3 separate regions of the Homo sapiens genome follow, and regions 2 and 3 are each linked to region 1. The links are chromatin contacts, found by Hi-C or POLR2A ChIA-PET in ENCODE. All regions are on one chromosome and are shown on one strand. The core of a region is the stretch at or near the end of the contact, and the rest is flanking DNA. Distances in the headings are between cores, read along the strand shown. Region 1 overlaps TMBIM6 (transmembrane BAX inhibitor motif containing 6). Region 2 overlaps FAIM2 (Fas apoptotic inhibitory molecule 2). Region 3 overlaps FMNL3 (formin like 3).

Evidence for each region. A loop is a pair of places that touch in the nucleus more often than their neighbours do. ChIA-PET counts read pairs that join two places held with the same protein, here RNA polymerase II (POLR2A). Pooled maps may share reads with other maps.
Region 2: a pooled map shows a loop between it and region 1 (2.3-fold over the local background). The contact joins two enhancer-like sites. A Hi-C loop is called at or near these places in 13 of 168 maps with a recorded cell type or tissue (CD8-positive, alpha-beta T cell, HepG2, MCF 10A and 8 more), 21 of 37 single-sample maps with no recorded cell type and 23 of 50 pooled maps. POLR2A ChIA-PET finds 5 or more read pairs at or near these places in 7 of 52 experiments (AG04450, H1, OCI-LY7 and 4 more).
Region 3: a pooled map shows a loop between it and region 1 (4-fold over the local background). The contact joins two enhancer-like sites. A Hi-C loop is called at or near these places in 8 of 50 pooled maps. POLR2A ChIA-PET finds 5 or more read pairs at or near these places in 11 of 52 experiments (A673, B cell, H1 and 8 more).

The regions. Positions count from the first base shown.
Region 1 is chr12:49,761,586-49,764,780 of GRCh38, reverse strand. It overlaps TMBIM6 (transmembrane BAX inhibitor motif containing 6), which reads right to left. Exons shown (of 10, transcript NM_003217.3): 9 at 3,002-3,077; 10 at 1-1,908. The coding sequence ends at 1,885. Among named protein-coding and RNA genes, the nearest start is that of TMBIM6, 22 kb to the right of the region's middle. Within about 2 kb of position 1,625, at least 10 of the 41 ENCODE cell types and tissues checked have a DNase peak (open chromatin) inside an H3K27ac peak, as active enhancers do.
Region 2 is chr12:49,865,657-49,868,851 of GRCh38, reverse strand. FAIM2 (Fas apoptotic inhibitory molecule 2) reads left to right here. Exons shown (of 12, transcript NM_012306.4): 12 at 1-1,956. Among named protein-coding and RNA genes, the nearest start is that of BCDIN3D, 24 kb to the right of the region's middle. Within about 2 kb of position 1,616, at least 8 of the 41 ENCODE cell types and tissues checked have a DNase peak (open chromatin) inside an H3K27ac peak, as active enhancers do.
Region 3 is chr12:49,661,514-49,664,708 of GRCh38, reverse strand. FMNL3 (formin like 3) reads left to right here. Exons shown (of 26, transcript NM_175736.5): 5 at 2,660-2,743. Among named protein-coding and RNA genes, the nearest start is that of PRPF40B, 40 kb to the right of the region's middle. RefSeq lists enhancers at 1,150-1,309, 883-1,821. Within about 2 kb of position 1,553, at least 32 of the 41 ENCODE cell types and tissues checked have a DNase peak (open chromatin) inside an H3K27ac peak, as active enhancers do.

The DNA.
Region 1 (3,195 bases), core at 376-2,875:
ATATTAAAAATCTGTTAGGTATTTTCTTTAAAAGTAGGTGTTTTTTTTTTTTTCTTTCTTTTTTTTTTTTAATATCTTGTCATTCTTGGCACTGTTTCTAAAGAAAAACTCCATTATCCCAAGCAAAAAGCACAGAAGGTGGAGTTTGGCTTCAAGAGATGTTAACTCAAAATCTTAGGCCTAGCAGAGAATCACCAAATTTATGGAGAGTTAACAGGGGTTTAACAGGAAGGAAGTGCCTTTAGTAAGTTCTCAAGCCAGAGGCTGGAGGCAGCAGCTAAATCAGAGGACAGCATCCTCAGTGAAAGTGAGCCATTCGGGGTGGCATGTCACTCCAGGAATAAACACAACTTAGAAACAAATGATTTCGTAGGATAGCACAGTGACATGGTGCACTGTGAACCTGAGGCCACTGTGTCAAACTGTGCACTGGTTGTGAATAGGGAGAGCCAAAAATTATGTCCTACTGGTAATGAGCTTTCAATGGCTCGATCCTCTCACACTGAAGCTCTGTAGAGCAGCTCAGAGCCACAACCACTCCCAACATTGACCCTTCTGGGGGTAGCTGTCTGTGGCAGCCCACAGGAAGGAGCTGGAGATCCCCATTAGGACTGTCCACCCACACTTGAAGCCACAAAACTGCAGGGATTGGGGCTCTCACTGGTTTGGTCGCCTAACTCCCGCCTAAAAGGCCACAAATTTCTGGAAAACAGGTAACAGACCAAAAACTAAAGTGCATCAGTAAAATGAACATTTATCTACTGCCCCGAATCTCTGGCTTGACACTACCTACTGGTGTCCAGTTGGAGACAGACTAAAATGCACTGAAGGACTATTAGGATTGCTGCCTCCTAAGTTATCACAGCCTCGCTCTGTTGATGTGAATGAGGAACTGCTTGGTTGTTAAAGGAGATTTTGCTCCCTGCTGCCCCAAACAGGTCCTTATCTAGGTTTGCTCCCCACTGCCCCAAACAGGTCTGGCAGGATTGGTTACAATGATCTCCAGAGGCTCAACCATTCCCCTTCCCTATCCTTGCTTGGGACATTTAATCACAGCCACCTAGTAGAGGCCGCTCAGTAAGGGGATAACAAACTAAAAAAACAAAAACAGGGCAAGTTTAGGGGAACCCTACGATGCTGTACCTTGATACACATAATCAGCCTTTTCAAAAATGCCTGACAAGAATTAGTCTTTCCTTTGTGCTGAAGTCTTCCCACCCATGGATGGAAGCAGGCTGACTCCCTGAGGGTCAGGCAAGGGGTGGGAAAGGGAACACATTACTTTTGTGAAGGCAAAGCAGAAAGGTGTGTTTGCCAGACCAGCATGGGCAGCTCAGAGGGAGCAAAGCATCCACCAGAAGAGGCTCTCCATTTTCTTTGTAGGGCCTGACAGTTGAGATTTGAGGCTGAGTTAACAATGGGACCACTGAACTTCTTTCCAATGGAAAACTCACGGCCCAGTCCCACAGGAACTGTGCGCATACCAAACAACAATGAGGAAGGAAGGGCCGGGTGGCTCTACCAAACAGTTCAGGTCCACTGGGTGAATGAAGCCTGGTGGGAAAGCGGACTCCTGAAGTTGGCGCCCTCTGCTGGTCCCACTTCTCATCGTGGCGGGTCGACTGCCTGAGTAGAGGAAGAGGCTACAGATGGGGTTGACAAAAAAGGGAGTGAGGGGAACCCCAGGAAGATGAAGCCAAACTCCAAACTATATTCTGCTAATCAGTTTTTTGATCAAAAAATTCAAAATAGAGGAAACCACAAAGTACAAAAGCTTTTCTGATGCTTTTCATTATCACAGAACACACCACCTGTAATGTGTGCAAAAAGGAAATGAGGGGTGGAAGGAGAGGAAGTCTAATTGGGAAAGGCTGGATGGTCACTTCATTTCTTCTCTTTCTTCTTATCCTAGAAATGGAGAAAAATCACCCAATTAATTTTTTGACATTTGACATTCAAGCTAAAACTCTTGAGTGAGCATTTAGTTAGGGACTAGAAGTGAGCCAGACAATTAAAAAGAAATGAGAAATGCTTCCTTAGCTCAGCAAGAACTGAATCTTAACCACATCCTACTGGTGGTTCCCAAAGTTGCCGACAGACCGACCAAGAATAAAGGTTAAGCAGCTGTCCCCACCCCCACCCCAGGAGTGCCGAGGTGGGCTGCCTGACCACTCTAGGCTATTCACAGCCACTACAGCTCAGATCCCAACAGTGAAGGCTGCAGATGGCACTCTATCCTCAAAGAGTGAAACTAGAGGCCAAGACCACCAACCAACCATTAGGCGCGAGAAGTGCTCCACCCTGCAAAGTGAGCATGACTCTGGCATAAACTGACATTCAGAAATAATTTGGTCCAGCAGAATTCTTCATTCAATCTTGGATGGAAGCCCAATGTATTAAGGAATGAAAATTCAGTTGCTTGTTCTGAAACTTGTACATCTGCCTAGTGCTCAGTCCAACCATGGCATAGCCCAGACAGAGCCAGCAATCCTATCTGGTCAACTACTCCCGCTACCACTATGCTATCTCTAAGCTCCATAAGGTCTATAAAGAAAAGCTCATTTCATTTGTTTCCCCCACTGCTTGACTCAACTACGTTAGATACTCATTAGCCCTATATAGAATGCTTCCTTGGAAAAAAAAATTAACAAATGGATAAAATTAGTCTACTTCTGAAATTTACAACGTCCTCCACAATACCTTTCTCTGAGTCACAACTATATAGCCTTTAAATTATTCATGTAGCAGGTTGTGTTTACTGCCACTGAAGCTTTTTTCCCTTTCATACTAAACGCAGGAATTAGTTAAAAAAATTTTTTTTTCACTTGCTGCTTTTTTTCTAACAACTGAAGACTTCTGGCTTACCTCTTACTCAGTGGCCTGCCTTACAGTTACCCTGGACCTAACACAGTGTGTGAGCAAGTTTTCAAATCTGAAGTATACACACATGCCAAGCTCAGGAGCCATTATTGTCTCATCTTTGGGTTGTAGGCTAACTAACCTTTTCATTCATGGCCAGGATCATCATGAGTTTTCTGAAGACAGTAATGAAATCTAAGAAGAGATCAATGCAGTGCCTGAAAGGCAAGAACCAGATTAGGATCTGTACTTCAGACTTTTTTATCCACAAGCCCACAAAGATGCAGAATATAAACCCCACCCCTACCCCCACGAGCCAGCTTCTCCCACACTTTA
Region 2 (3,195 bases), core at 367-2,866, 100 kb before region 1:
CTGGCGGGTGGTGTGTGTGCAGCAAAGGCATTGGGGGCACGGGTGAGATGCCCACTGTGTGCTGGTCTAAATTAATCCATCGCAGTGATCCTCCAGAGACAGCGCTCTGCTCATGTCCGTAGCAGAGGGAAAAGCCGAGGTGCTCAGAAAGGCTCGGTAATGAGTCCCAGGTCATACGGCTAGCGAGTGGCGGGCCTGGGGTTCAGACCCACAGCTGCCTCAAGCAAACAGGGTATCACGCTTGCCCCTGGGCCTGGGTGGGGGCCGGAATGAGACCACATGAGAGCGCAGAGAGGTGGGTGGTCAGGCCCTGATGTCCTGGGGATTTCTTGTCCTCAGTGCCACCCGGCCTCCCGTCTTTCCTGAAACCCCTCGCCAGATTTTGCACTCTGAGGTTTCTATCTTCCAGACAAGAGCTGGGAGGCAAGATTTCTGGTTTCTGGTTCCTAGCCTCACTGCCAGCGGGCTCCTGCTATTAGGTGAGGGTTTCTTGCTGTCTGGAATTCAGTTTTTCCATCTGCCACATGGAAGTTCATAGCCAGGATAGGGCGGGAGAGGCACCAGAACATTTCTCTCCACTGACTTTCTCACCCGGTTCCCACCCTCCTCCACCTCCTCTCCTCCGGGCCCCTCAGTTTCCTCTCCTCATCTCTGGCCTCAGTTCCAGAGGGTTAGCCCCAGCACCCCACTCTCCTGCCACTGTCAGATAGCCTTGGTCATGCTTCCTAGAATCTACTTGTCCAAGTTCTCCTCTCCCTGGGATAAGTTACTGCAGAAACTGGGGATTTAGAAGCTTATTCAGGGCTGAGTGCCAAAAGCTTGGGGGAGGAGGGACAGGTCCTCGGCAATAAACAGTGTCACACACGCATCACAGCCATTTGAGAAATGGCTTCTTTGCAGAGCTGGGGAAGCCGGGCAGAAGATGCCGCAGCCTCCTACTCTGGGTCCTGAGGGGGGGTGGCAGGTACCACAGTGTAGGCAGCAGGGTCAGGGCCAAAGTCTATGCGTTCCATCTCCAATCCAGGCAGTGAGGAATCCTGAAACACCAGGAGAGGCGTCAGAAGTAGGAAGGGCAGGGGAACAGGAATGCAAGATTAAGGAAACCGCAGCTGAGCAGGTGTCACAAGCTGTAAAGGAGGAAGGGAGTCTGCAGGCCCTTCACATTTTTGGCCTGGGTGGGGCTGGGCCCAGGAAGGGGTGGGCTGGATTTTGTAAAGCTGGAGGCAGCCAGGAATCTGACTGTCCGGAATGTGAGTTGAGGGGTCTCCCACTGAAGTCCTCTTCTGGAAGCTGCAGATGGGGGCCCGGGAGGCACACACGAGTCTGGGACTCATTCCCGGGCACACCTATGGCTCCTTCGGTATCACCTGGGGAAGCCCCGGAATCTTAGTTCTTCCATTCCCTACTCTTCCTTCCGAGGGAGTCAGGATGGGACAGACACCCATTTTCCAAAAGGCTCCTTGCCTCCTTCCCTGGCCCACCTGAAGCCAAGTCCCAGGTGTCCTGGCTGCTCTCCTGGGCGGGGTGGGATTTTTGCATAAGCACTTTGCTGCCCTCCAGTGGCTGCTTGAGGAAACGCAGGGCCTGGTTTGGGAGAGTCACCGAGGGCCCATGTGGCTGGAGGTTGGGGGCAGGATCTGGCCCGAGCTCTCCTCAGACCTCCCCAGACCTGTCTTCTCATCAGCCACCGCTGTTTTCTTTTGCCGAACGATGGTTGCATCTCTCGGACACAGTGTACCCCCTCCCAAGCCCTCCCTGAGCCGTTCTCCTGAGTCCCTGAGGGCAGACACAGCTCCAGGGACCCAGGCCAGCTGCCACACCCCCGACACTCCTGCTGTCCACTGGCCTTAGCTCCTGCAAGTTCCCCAGTGTCCGCACCTGTTCCCTTCCCTGACCTCACCTTCCTGGGGTCTGTGACTGACTGGAGATAAAAATAAAAGCAATTGTGACACCTGAGTTGTTTCCCTCGTCTGCCGTGTGCTGGTTGCCTCAGATGGTCGTGGAGTCTGTGTGGGTCAAACCCGGACCTGTGTGAGAGCCTTCTCACCAGAGCTGCTGAGTTTGAAGTAAATCTCCATGTTTATTTTCATGTGGACAGGGTTAAATTGGTTCTCCTGCTCAATAAACCCTTTACGGAGGCTCTCAGGATCCCGGAGTTAGAAGCAATCCCAGAGTCTCCTCCGGAACAGGGGCTCACCCCTTTCTGTGGAAGCCTGTCCGTTTGTGGGCCGTTCTGGTAGAAGGGTCTTTCTTATTTTGAGCCAAAATCTGCTTCCTAAAAGGTACACAGAAGGAAGGAATGCCTGGGTTGCATCTGGACAGATTGTCCAGAGCGGCAGCTTTAAAACCACAGAACCTTGGCTGGGCTCAGTGGCTCACGCCTGTAATCCCAGCACTTTAGGAGGCCGAGGTGGGTAGATCACCTGAGGTCAGGAGTTCGAGACCAGCCTGGCCAACATGGTGAAACCCTGTCTCTACTAAAAACACAAAAATTAGCTGGGCGTAGTGGCGCACACCTGTAATCCCAGCTACTCAAGAGACTGAGACGAGAATCGCTTGAACCCAGGAGGCGGAGGTTGCAGTGAGCCAAGCTTACACCACTTCACTCCAGCCTGGGCGACAGAGCAAGACTCCGTCTTAAAAAAAACAAAACAAAACAACAACCCTACAGAACCAAAGCTCCTTGAAGGCAGAGTTATGACGCACGGTCTCAGTAAACAACTTACTAGCGAATGGAGGAATGCATAGGTGAATGTGTCTACTCCAACCCTCTTATTTTACCTGAGAGGAAACTAAGGAGCAGAGGGTGCAGCGATTTGTCCAAGTTTACGCACAAATTAACGACTGGAAGTGGGGTCAGGAGGCGCATGGGTTAATGATCACCCCACAAGCTCCTGTGGGGAATGTGGGGCCAGGGCGCTGTGTGGGAGGGGAGGGAACGCCATCACACTGGAGCCATGGGGGACGTTATCCTTGTCTCTGACAAGGTTAGGACACAAATTCAGCTGGAGTAGGGAAAGTGGCTGGGGCAAGAGTTAGAGGACTCTGAGGAGAGAAAAGTGACTTTTATTAAGCGCTCACTGCATACAAAGCACTTCCACAGATTGTGAGAGATAGGACAGGGAGAAGATACCAACGGTGGTGCAAGAGAGAAACCAGGCACTGTGGCTCGAGACCGTGCAGCCGTGGGTCCTG
Region 3 (3,195 bases), core at 304-2,803, 100 kb after region 1:
TGTGCTCTGGTGGCCAGAGTATGGCTTCTGTACCTCATCTGTGAATCAGACATTGAAAGTCAAGCTGCTGAGAAAGGTGTGGCCAAGCCTCTTCCTTTGTTTGGTCAGTCCTTCACTGACTTCACTGACTGAAGGACAAAGTGGCAGGGGCTGCTTAGTACCCCTGTGTGTGAGGGCAAGAAGGACACCGATGGCAACCCTGAGTGCTACCTGCCACCCTGAGCCCCCTACCACTCCGCATTCCTCCATAGGTCCCTTCTGTCCCTCTCAGCCCTTCTGTCTTCTTTTTGTTTATTTGTTTTTTAAGACAGGGTCTTGCTCTGTTGCCCAGGATAAAGTACAGTGACATGATCATGACTCACTGCAGCCTCAACTTCCAGGGCTCAAGTGATCCTCCTATCCCAGCCTCCCAAGTAGCTGGGAGCACAGGCACACACCCATGCCTGGCCATTTTATTTTATTTATTTATTTATATTTTGAGATGGAGTCTAGCTCTGTCGCCCAGGCGCCATCTTGGCTCACTGCAACCTCTGCCTCCCAGGCTCAAGCCATTCTGCCTCTGCCTTCCGAATAGCTGGGACTACAGGCGTGTACCACCACGCCCAGCTAATTTTTGTATTTTTAGTAGAGATGAGGTTTCACCATGTTGGTCAGGCGGTCTCAAACTCATGGGCTCAAGTGATCTGCCTGTCTTGGCCTTTCAAAGTGCTGGGATTACAGATGTGAGCCACCGTGCCTGGCCTGCCTGGCCACTTAAAAAAAAAAATTTAGTAGAGATAGTTGCCTAGGCTGGTCTTGAACTCCTAGGCTCAAGTGATCCTCCTTGAGGATCCCAAAGTGGAGCCACTAGTACCTAGCCTTGTTTTCTTGATTAAGTCTTGCTGTAGTCATCTGAGGATAGGGGTGTGCTTTTATTGGGAGAAGGCCACAGAGCAGTTTATGATAGTCCCTGCTGCCTGCCCCCTCTACCTGGTGCCTGCCCCTCTGGCTGCTGGCCAGGAGCTATGTCCAAAGCAGCGTGGTTCCCAGGCCTGGGGCCTCTTGGCAGTTGGCACACAAGTTAGAGGTCCTGGACCTGGTCCTTTGTTCCCAGGGAATAGCTCAGTGCCTGGCATTTTAGGCATGCCTGCCATCTGAACTGCGGCTTCTCTGGGTAGAGTTATGTGGAAGGACCAAGATCCTTCCTGGATTTCTGGGCAGGAAGAGTTTGTCAGATTGTGGGTGCTTCAGGGTGGCAGGAACCCAGGGCAAGGTGGGGAGAGGAGGATCCTGCTTTGGTCACAGCCTGATCAGCCCCAGGGCTTGCAGAAGTTGGGTGTGCAGGAGCAGCAGATGGGAACTCAGGTTCTGGAGAGGGATAGGCTGGGAAGTGGGATTCCAGAGCCTCTCCAGCTCCTCTTTCCCTGGTTTGTATTGGTTTCTGTGCCTTGCCTAAGCACCCTTTAACCTCTCCTCAAAGTGTCAAGATCCCGAAATAGCAGTATAGACTCAGACAGGAAATGAGAAGGGGGTGGGGAGCTGGAGAGCAGACAGACAGGAAACGGGAGGCCTGTTGGCCCCCAGAGAGGAAGCTAACTTCAGGCAGCTCCGGTGTCAGTCAGCTTCAGCCAGAGCCTGCTGCCTAATCTCAGCTGGGCCTGGTGTTGTAGCTCCAGAGTCTCTCTGTAGTTTGGGGTGTGGCTGGCCAACATGGCACTGGTTTTCCAGCTGTTGGGGAGAAAGGCCCCGCAGGGCAGTTTGGGAGGAGCTTTCCTATAAAGACCCCCAGAAATTCTGAAGGAGTAGAGCACTCTAGATTAGGGTTTCATCCTGAGCGTTTTATGTTTCTGCTATGGAATGAACCTGTCATATAACAGTTCCCTAGATTTGCCCTTGACTTTCATTCCAGGAATATCTCAGCCCAAAAGAACTGAAAGCAGAAGGGAAAATAATGCCCTGGGATATGGTCCTTAGGTGCTTTGTTGTCTACCTTCCTGGCTGAGGGGGACCCACGTACTCAGGTTGACTCTGAGTGGTCATAGACATCCTGGAGTTCCTTGAGTTCCTGTTCATCTCCCATGCTTTTTCTGGTTCTGCCAAACTCAACATGACTAAATACAGAACTTCTATACATCTCTGCTCACTGCTTTCTAAAACTCCTCTCCTTAAACTTAGTAGAGAGTGCTTTGCCCCAGGATGCCTCTGTTCCAGAGCTCTCCTTGACCCTTCCTGCTGGGGTCTTGACTGAGGCTTCAGTCAAGTTGGAGACTTGCTGGCTTCGGTCAAGCACAACTCTGCACACGGGCCTGTAGTAAATGCTCTTGATGCTTCCTAAATTCTTCCAACAAACACTGAGCAAGGACATGTGGAGGGATGCAGAAAATAATTGAGCCAGGGTCTGGCCCTTAAGGAGGGAGTACCTGAGAGCTTGTTTGTCTGAAGCACCTTCACGATAAAGCAAGTGGCATTAGAAGGGCCTGAACTTTCCCCATCCCTGACTTCCCTGCCTAGGGGAAGTCCATGACCGTGGATGGGTCTGTCATGGGTTTTGATCTTCAGAATTTTCTTAGCCTGGTGCTGGGTTCCAGGAGGAGGAGGTGTTGGGTCAGAGGCATGTCACCCCCCTCATCCTTGACCCACTTTTAGCAGACCCCTTCCACTGTGTTTCCTTTATCTGCAGGTGGGTGCGGGAATTTCTGAATGATGAAAACAAAGGCCTGGATGTACTGGTGGATTACCTGTCCTTTGCCCAGTGTTCTGTCATGTGAGTACCACCCCGGGGCTGAAGTTGGGGACCAGTTGGGGGAGGACATAGTTCCATTCTACTTTGATAAGGAAGGGTGAGAGTTCAACAATGAAGATGGAAATGGGAATCCTGGACAGGAAGGAGTAGCCCAAGCAGTGGTGTGGAAGTAGGCAGGCAAGCCCGGAGATGTCTGGGGATCAGTGAAGAATGGCACTTGGCTGGAGTAGAAGATAAGATGCATTTTGGAGAACAGGACAGAGAGATGGAAAGGGAGCTTGGAATCAGAACCCAAGGCATCCAAATGCCAAGCTGTGAGCAATCCAGGGAAATGTCCTGGCTTCTGGTAGAGATGCCTTGGTGGGATCCATTCATCTTTGCAGAGTTGAGTCTTCCAGAAGCAACTTTGGGTTTCCAGATGTGAGAAGGTTACTCCAGGTCATTGTTGAAGAACCCAGGAACAGTGAGTTCCT